2 separate regions of the Homo sapiens genome follow, and region 2 is linked to region 1. A link is an interaction called in ENCODE POLR2A ChIA-PET data of the cell type or tissue named here. Cell type or tissue: Panc1. All regions are shown on one strand. Links, peaks and the distances in the headings refer to the core of each region. The heading gives the core; the rest is flanking DNA.

What was found. Peaks named below come from ENCODE experiments on the same cell type or tissue, not always from the same donor. Only the 100,000 strongest peaks of a DNase experiment are listed, where the experiment ranks them.
Region 2: POLR2A ChIA-PET joins it to region 1 with 6 read pairs; 2 of 35 experiments call an interaction of 5 or more read pairs at or near these places.

What each region holds. Positions count from the first base shown.
Region 1 is chr7:55,422,180-55,426,709 of GRCh38, reverse strand. LANCL2 (LanC like glutathione S-transferase 2) reads right to left here. Exons shown (of 9, transcript NM_018697.4): 7 at 1,280-1,456. Among named protein-coding and RNA genes, the nearest start is that of LANCL2, 59 kb to the right of the region's middle. In Panc1, for the core only: no CTCF peak of the experiment used is centred there; no DNase peak of the experiment used is centred there.
Region 2 is chr7:55,059,052-55,063,315 of GRCh38, reverse strand. All of the region lies in intron 1 of EGFR (epidermal growth factor receptor), which reads right to left. Among named protein-coding and RNA genes, the nearest start is that of EGFR, 42 kb to the right of the region's middle. In Panc1, for the core only: no CTCF peak of the experiment used is centred there; no DNase peak of the experiment used is centred there; H3K27ac peaks cover 3,623 bases.

The DNA.
Region 1 (4,530 bases), core at 1-4,000:
CTTTCCTCATCCCCCTTTGCTTAATTTCGAGCTGTCCCTCAGGTCTTGGCTGAGACATCCCTTGCTGACCTGCTATGCCAAGTTGGGCCCTGCCCTCTTTGCTTCCACAGCCTCCTTCATGCTTCCATCAGTGGGGGAGCCACAGATGTGTGTGCATTTTCCAGTGCACCAACGAGGTAGGGCCCATTCCACTGGGGTTGAGAAGTCTTCAGAAAGTAATAGATGTTCAAAAAGTATAAAGAACATATCAGCCGCAATGCCTCCATCTAACAAGGGTCACTGTACACACTTTAGTGTATTTTCTTCCAATCTTTTTTCTGTGTGCACACAACTACATTTTGTGAAATGTGTACATAATAAAAATACTAGCAAACATTTACTGAGTCTTGCTCTATGCCATTCATCTTCACATGTCCAGTGCATGTTTACTGAGTTTCTACTCGGTGCTATGCACTGCTCCAAGTACTAGTGTAGAATAGTGACCCAGACAGACAAGATCAAGAAGCTTATGTTCTACCAGCCTACACACTCAAGAAACAAGCCAAAACATACAATGAGCAACTGAGTGATCATCCACTTGGGGGGTCTCAAAGATCCCTCCAAGAATGTCACAATTCAGATCAGCATGGCAAGGAGCTGAAGGAAGAGTGCTCCTGAAGGGAACAGTTAACGACAGGTCCAGCGGAAACAAGAGTGACACACTCCGTTCTTAGAGAGGGCAACATGGCTGTATTATGGCGGGCTAGAGGGCAGGGTAAGGCAAGGAGATCAGGCAGAGACACAGAGAGGGGCCAAGGTGCGCAGGGCTCTGTCAACTCAGCGGAGGAGCATAGGCTCCATCTGCAGTCAATGGGAAGCCGTGGAGGGTTTTGGCAGGACGATTACAAACAATCTGCACATTAGCTCAGTTCTGCTTGGAACATCCTTAGGAGGTGGGTAGTATTTTTTTTCTGTCTGTACAAATGAGGAAACTGAGGCTTGAAGAAGAGACATATCCAAACTCATAAAGCCAATAAATGGCACAGGTGGTAATTCTCATCACGTAGTGACTCCAGGACACATATTCTTCAGAAGCCATTGACATTTGTCCTCTCCATTCTACAGACAGGGACACTGTGGCCCAGAGAAACCACAGATAAGGCTGTGCCAGAAGAAAAAGAGGAAGCTACAGAACTGGGAGAAACAGGTTAAAAGAAGGAACAGGAGTTGTACTTCTGGACTCTGGATTCTGTGCACACTCGGGGTTGTTCAGAAGCAGTTCCAACAGAGCCACCCTCACCTTGCAAGCTCGGTAGAGGTACTTCTTATCCTGCGTGAGACGGTAAAGGGACAGGAAGGAATAGCCGTTGCCAGCAGTCCCATGGCATATCCCGTAGCCCTTCCGCAGCAAACCTCGCTGCCAAATCACATCGCTACACTCCATGGCCTCTTTCAAGTACTTCTCCTCCTTAAAGACCTGGGCAAATTAAAAACAAAGCAGTGTTAAAAAGACAGTTTCAACGATGAGTTGGCAAAATACTTTCCCTTTCTGGTTAGAATATGGCATGATATTAGGAAAACTGAAATGGCACTGGGGGTGAAAAACAGACAAACAAACAAAAAAACACCAGCAACACAGTACATAGAATCTCGCAATCTCAATCCATTAGCCCAGCGGTCTCCAACCTTTTTGGCACCAGTGACTGGTTTTGTGGAACCATTTTTCAATGGCCAGGAAGGTGAGTGGGGGATGGTTTCGGGATGAAACTGTTCCAGCTCAGATCATCAGGCATTAGTTAGATTCTCATAAGGAGCGCGCAACCTAGATCCCTCGCATAAGCAGTTCACGATACGGTTCGCTCTCCTGCGAGAATCTAATGTGGCCGCTGATCTGACAGGTGGCAGAGCTCAGACAGTAATGCAAGTGATGGGGAGCGACTGTAAATACAGTTGAAGCTTCGCTTGCTCGCTGCTGCTCACCTCCTGCTGTGCAGCCCAGTCCCTAACAGGCCACGGACCAGTACCAATTCACAGCCTGGGGGCTGGGGACCCCTGCATTAGCCTATTCCCCTTGTCCTCCTTCTGTTTCACGGTTTTACTAAAGTAATGCTAAAATTTAGTTTTTAAAATTAAAATTAAAGCTGCCATATCTTTTTGGTAAGATGTTTTCCTTGTTTCTTGGCACATACATCCCATAGCTCTAAAACTTCTGCTCTTGTAGAAGGCAATCGAGAGAGTGAGGCCCTGTTAGCAGGGCAAGAGTATCCAATACACTGATCAGTACACATCAACAGGACCTGAGGACCCTGCACCACCAGGCTAGGAAGATCCATCTTCACCCATCCCAAGGAAGCTGGCACAAAGCTTTCTGGGGTCCAGGAGCAAGCACCACCTCCCTGAGTTGTTTATATGGTCAGCTGCAGAGACAGGCAGGCTCAGTGAAGGCAAGAGACGGCAAGAAGCAGCTGTGGGTTTTCACTTCCTGAGATTCCCTTGTACATTTTCTTCTTTCTCCTCACAGGCCATGTACTGTTTTCCTGATCCTTTTCTCAGAGTCTGTTCTTAGTTATCCCTACCTGCTAAACTCATCACATTCCAGTGCAAATGGGTTTTGGACAATGAATCAGAGGCACAAAGGTCATCACTACTTGGGTGGCAGGTCAGGTCCCTCTACTTGTGACTGATGAGCTGGACACTCAGCCGAGAAGGGCTCTGAGGCCTCAGGAAAAAGGCGGAGGTTGGGGGGCAGGGCATGAGAACTGCGACCAGTGTCTACAGAGGGCACAGCGGGAAACAGAGGCACAGCAAATCACCAGGGAGATTAAATGTTCCCAAAGTTAGGCTGTTAGGGAATCAGACGCAGGACACCCTCTATCAGTCACAAAGGCTGCTAAGATGTGGGCTCTGGGGTCAGACAGCCTGAGCTGAGTCCCTACTGTCACCTTTTAACTGTGTGACCTTGGATAAGTCACTGAAAGTCTATGTCTTAGTTTTCTCAACTATAAAGGGATGACATTCCTTCACCTCAGTGGCTTGCTATGAAGATTAAAATGTGATCACATCCATGGAGCTCCTGGAACAGTGCCTGGCACATGGGAAGTGCTAGCTATTTCCTGGCTATGATTAACCATTACTCTTTCTACGGTATTGTGCCGGCACACACACTTCATCCTGTCACTTGCATCTTAAGCCTCTGAAAATGAACTGTAAAGGAAAACATGTTTTCCCATCCTAAGGAAATATTTGGTCAAAGCTAATGGGTGAGAAGATATTGTTTGAGAGGCTGTGTTCTGAAATCACACAGTGAGGCCAGCCCTAAAGTGAGCTGGAGCTGCCCCTGCTGGTGGAGCCTGGGTGAGTGATGGTCCACAGGGAAACTGAACAGGGTTCCTTCATGCCGTCCCTGCGCCTGCGAGGCTGAGGCTGCTAGAGCCATGCCCACAATGCAGCCTGCACTGCTGCTTCTCAGCACCAGCAGCCTACCATGCCCACTCCTGCCACCACATACACTCATGCTCTAAGCAAACAGCTACTTCTAACAGCGAGACATCCAAGAATTCAGAACTATAGAAAAAAGCTCCTGGACTTAATCACAGATACATCTTCTCCACATTGTATTACAGCAATCATACATGGGCTACAAAATCCATGTACTTATCCACATTACCTCCCCCAAATGGTAAGTTTCCCTGGGCAGTACAGGACAGAAAGTGTGAAAAGACAGCACAATGCAAAGGAAAACCCGAGGGCTCTGGAGTCAGAGGCAGGGCTAGAGTCCCTGTTCCACCGCACCCGACCTGGGCCTGTGCGCCCATGCTACAAAACAGATGGATCCCAAGATGACCCAAACGTCAGAAATAGGGACAAGGGTTTTAGGCAGTTACTAGAAATATCTTCAAAGATGAAAAGGGAACTATACTCATCATCAGTGAACCCTCAGAAGAGAAAGGGAGAATAAGACAGAAACAAAGGGATATTCTGGACCTAGAAAACATCAATAGGTAAAATTACAAAACTCACTGGGTGGGTTTAAGAGCAGGCTGGACATAACAGAAGAAATCATGAATGAATACAAAACCAGGGAAATAGCAATCATCTGATCCGAATTACAGAGAAGAACGAGAAATCTGGAAAACAAAAGCCTCAGGAACCTGTAGGAAAAGAGTGGCCAGTCACCCCAGTGTACTAAAAGATACACACTTACAAATTCAAGTTCAAAGGATCTTAAGCACGATAAATACAAATACATCTAGGCATGTAACAGTTAAACTATTGAAAACCCAAAATTAAGAGGAAACTGTGAAAGCCTCTAGAGAAAAAGCACATGTTCCATACAAGAGAATAGTGCAAAGAATGACCTTGAAAGAACAGAGGTGGACAACGACGGAACACTGCCTTTAAAGCACCGAAAAGAAAAAAAAGTCAACCCAGAATTCCACACCCAGCAAAACTGTATTTAAGAATAAAGGTGAAATAAAAACAAATTTAAGACAAATGAAAATCAATTTGTTGTCACTAAACCTATACTAAGTAAAATTCTACAGGATGAAA
Region 2 (4,264 bases), core at 1-4,000, 360 kb after region 1:
CCAGGGAAGAGGATTCAAACGAGATCAAGGAGGAAATGCGGGGGAGAGAAAACTTGGCCAAAAGGCAGAAAAAGATGTGAGAGGAGGTGAAGGGAGCCAGTTTAATGAGGTCGGTCGTTCTTGCTTCCGGGCACATATTTCTTCATTTCTCTTATTTTCTGAAACTTGACCCCCATGTGTTCTTTCCATTTGACCCTCAGTGAAGAGAATGGAGATGCAACATGAGGTCCTGGAGCAGGCAGACTTTGGAAGCTGACAACCCTGAGCTTGCCTTTGGGGTCTGTGAGTTTGTGGAGAAAGACTCTCCATCTCTGATCCTCTGGTGTTTCCTCTCCTGTAAAAAGGGAACCGTGGTGCCTCTCTCGAAAGCCAATTTCAAGCACTGAAATAAACCAATGGGCTTAGAGCACAGTGCCTGGCATGAGACGGGCATCCACCACATGGTAAGATTCATCTCGTATGAGCAGCAAGGGCTGCACAAACTTTGTATTAAAAGCACATTTTCAAGTTCAGAGCACAGCAGCACATTTTAAGTAGCTTTTCAAAGATGCCACAAGTCCGTTTCTGATATTTTCAAAGAACTGGGGAGGGGAAAAAAGGAAACTGAGAATTCAGAACAGCCCCCAGGACCACCTTCACATAAAATAGCGATGGGAACGTGCAGTAATATGGGACTCTTTGGTTGCTTATCAGTTATGATCCAAATGGCACAAATATAATGGAAGCAAGCACCATGGAGTTATATTCAGAAACCCATGCACATTTTTCCATGCAGATGAGCAGCAATGAAAGAGAAAACATGCTCACAGAAGCACTAAGGTATAAATGATCAGTAGTTAATTATTTTGCAAGCTATTTCTAGGGCTGTGATCTTAATTAAAGGGTTAAGAAAGGGGTACATGGGGGTCGGGAGTCCTCCATGTCTCTACTGTTTAACCTTTTCAGTGCTCACGTGTTACTCTAATTTTAATCTCTATGCCTCCAAAGCCAACACTCCTGCCTCCAACACAGTGGCCTATGACGCAAGAGAGTGTGCCGAAATCCCTGCCATGTCATTGAAGACTAATTTTAATTCAGAAATGAAGTTTCCTTCTCTAGAAAGTCTTGAGAGCTGCTGGTGCTGAGATTGAGACCCACTTCCAGAACAGTTCCACCCTCCTTCCCCATCTTTCTAGCCTTGGACATCTCTTGTTTCTAAAGATAGACTTCTTACTCTTCACTTATCTCCTGGGGATCGAGTTCCTCTCCTGGTTAATTGGAGTTTTGGTTTGTGCTCCAGGGTCCCAAATTTCCCTGAAACTGACAGTAGAGTTCCATGGCCTTGAGCAGTTAAATGGCCCTCCCCACTCTGGCCTCCAGCGATGAGCGAACCTCAAGCGCTTGGTCCTTTGATGAACAGTCAGCCTAAGCTGCTCACCTCCAACAATGCTGCCCACTTAGCAGCTGAGCCTTTGCCGTGCTGAAACAGGCTTGCTTCTGGGTGCTGCAAAAATTAGGCCATCAAGTTATAAATTGCCTGGTAGGTTAAGTAGATTAAGTCAGAGTCAGTCTACCTTTCCCATCTTTTAGCTAAGTTCCATTTGTCTCGGTTCCAAAAATTCACATATGGAAAATGAAGTTTCACAGAGATATATGTTTACAGTCTCTCTCTCTCTCTCTCTCTCTCACACACACACACACACACACACACACACACACACACATCCCTGGAGACCGTCATCCGTGGGAGGGAAGACTTTGCCTTTCACACAGCAAATGTGGCTTATAAAATGCTCGTTTAATCAGAGCAAAGAAATGCATGCAGGGCAAGAGGTGTGAGACGAGGAGAGCTGAATGAAAGCATATTCTCTGTCCCCTTTCCCTCTGTGGCTTAAAATTCACATTGACATGGGAGAATTGTACTGATACAGACACAAACTGGGATTATGTATATGGGGGCTAATTGGAAGCAGCTGACAACAGTGGGAAGAAAAGCTACCCACATTTGGACAATTGCTTTCCTTCTCGTGGGTGGGCCAGTTTGTGAAGGCCTGGAGCCTTCCCGGGGCTGGGACCTGAAAGCTGAATTGCAACACATATCTTACATAAAAGGCAGAATCCTTATCCACACAAGAGACCTACACGTCTATTACTAAGTGGCCAATTACATAAAAGGAATGAAATCCATTGAATTCCCCTTAAGTAGTTCCCACTGGGGCATGTGATTTGCCAATACAAATATTGCTGGTACAGATACAGTCATGAAGAGCAGGCGCATGGGCTGTGTTTGCACCTCATTTAAGCAGATGAGGAGCATCTCCCAACATGCGGTTCACCTTCTGTGGCGTCACTTTCAGACTGGCAGGTAGCAGAACATAAAGTGTAGTCAACTTGGCCATGTCCAAGTAACAATTAAAAATAATAATTTGTTGAGCTCCCACTCAGTGTTAACCAGAGCACGTCCATGATTTTTGACGCTCACATGGTTACACAGTTGGAAACAGGCAGAGTTGGCATTGAGCCCTTGTCTCTTCAGGCCACACGGTATCCAGAGCCCCAAAACCTACTCATACCCTTTCACAGGGAACTGCATCGTTATACTGGGAGCAAGGCCAAATAGCCATCTACATGCTGGGTCTATCCAAAGCCAGTTTCCTGCCCAGAACCATCTATGGCTCCCAAAACACAAGATGAAAAGTCATTTCCTGAAGGGGAGGTAAAATAATGAGAAACTCACTTTGGCCATACTGAAGAAGGATACTGATTATATCTTGGGTTCATGAAATAGTCTAGATTCTACAAGCAAAGATGGAAGGAAAAGATGCTAGGAAAAAATCAACTTAAGATGTTTGTTGTTTGTTTTGCCTCATTATACTTTCTTAGAATGTGAGACTTTGAGAAAATCAGCATTATACTGTGAAATTCAAAAATTTACCACAAGAATCCAGCGATTTCACTTCTTGAACTAGATACTAAGGAAATAATCCAGAAGGGAAACGTAATTATGTATAAAACTACTGAGGCACTACTAAAAACAAAAATGTCAGGAAACCACACAAATTCACCCAGTAAGAACAGCTGAACAAACTAGAATATATTAATGAAATATAACCATATAATCTCACATGACAATTTGGCAGTTAAATGCATATAAAACTGTACACTTGGGAAAGGTCAGAAAATGCAGAGTGACAGAAATAAATTAGAGTTAAATTGTTCTTTTAGGGGCAGAGGGTGTCCCTGTGAGCCTTTCTCAGAATCGTCTGTAGGTTTTCCCCACGTGGCATAACACACATCAGCTCTGTGCCCGCTGGTGGCTGCCAGCAGAGGCCCAGTCCACACTGAGAGGACCTCTCTGCCTTCAGTTCTTCCGAGGTCCTGGAAGTTGGCACTGGGTCTCTGTGTCTCCAGCCCTACTTCCACCCAGCCCTTATCTGGGTCAGAACATGTCCAGTATCTGCTCAGCACATCTCGGTGAGAATGACTGCTTTCTTATAAGGACGATGTAACGCATAAGAAATCCTGCAAGACTGATTGATTTTTCCTGCATTCATGCAAGTATTTATTCATTGAGTATTTACAGAAGTCTACTATAGACTATTATTTTATCTTATTAAAATATGGTGTACATACAATAAGGCAGAATAAGAATAAATCCATTCAGTCAAAAGTTAAATGGTTGCCACAGTTTGGGGAGGGTGGGAAGGAGGAGTGAGCAGGTGGGGAAGGAGGGGACTTGTAGGGCCAGGAGACGACTCTGCGTGATATAGTAATGGTGAATGCATGTCATTATAGATTTGTCCAGACCTGAAGAACGTACACCACCAAGAATGACCCCTAACGCAACCTGTGGGCTTTAGTGAATAATGTATCAATATTGGCTCATTAATTGTAACAAATGTGCCATGCTAATGACAGACGTTAATAATAGGGGAAACCTGCAGGGACCATGAGAAAGAAACAGGGGCCGTGCTGGAACTCCCTGAAACTGCCACTCAATTTTTCTGTAAGCCTAAAACAGCTCAAAAAAGGAAGTTTATTAAGTAATAAAAGAGAAAGTTCTTTCACTCTTTATTTCAACTCTAGCTAGCATTGAGGATGAATACCAGCTGGTGCCAAGGAGATAACAGAGATCTAAGATCTGCTTCCTGGTGTGTTTTTACTTGGAAATCTGAGTTGCACATTCTGTGGCTGGAAGTCTTGTTGCACAGAATTTTAGAGGTGACATTTAATCTTTTGTTCAGTTTAGTCTTTTGTGCTGGTGCTCACAGGAGGCCCACATTCA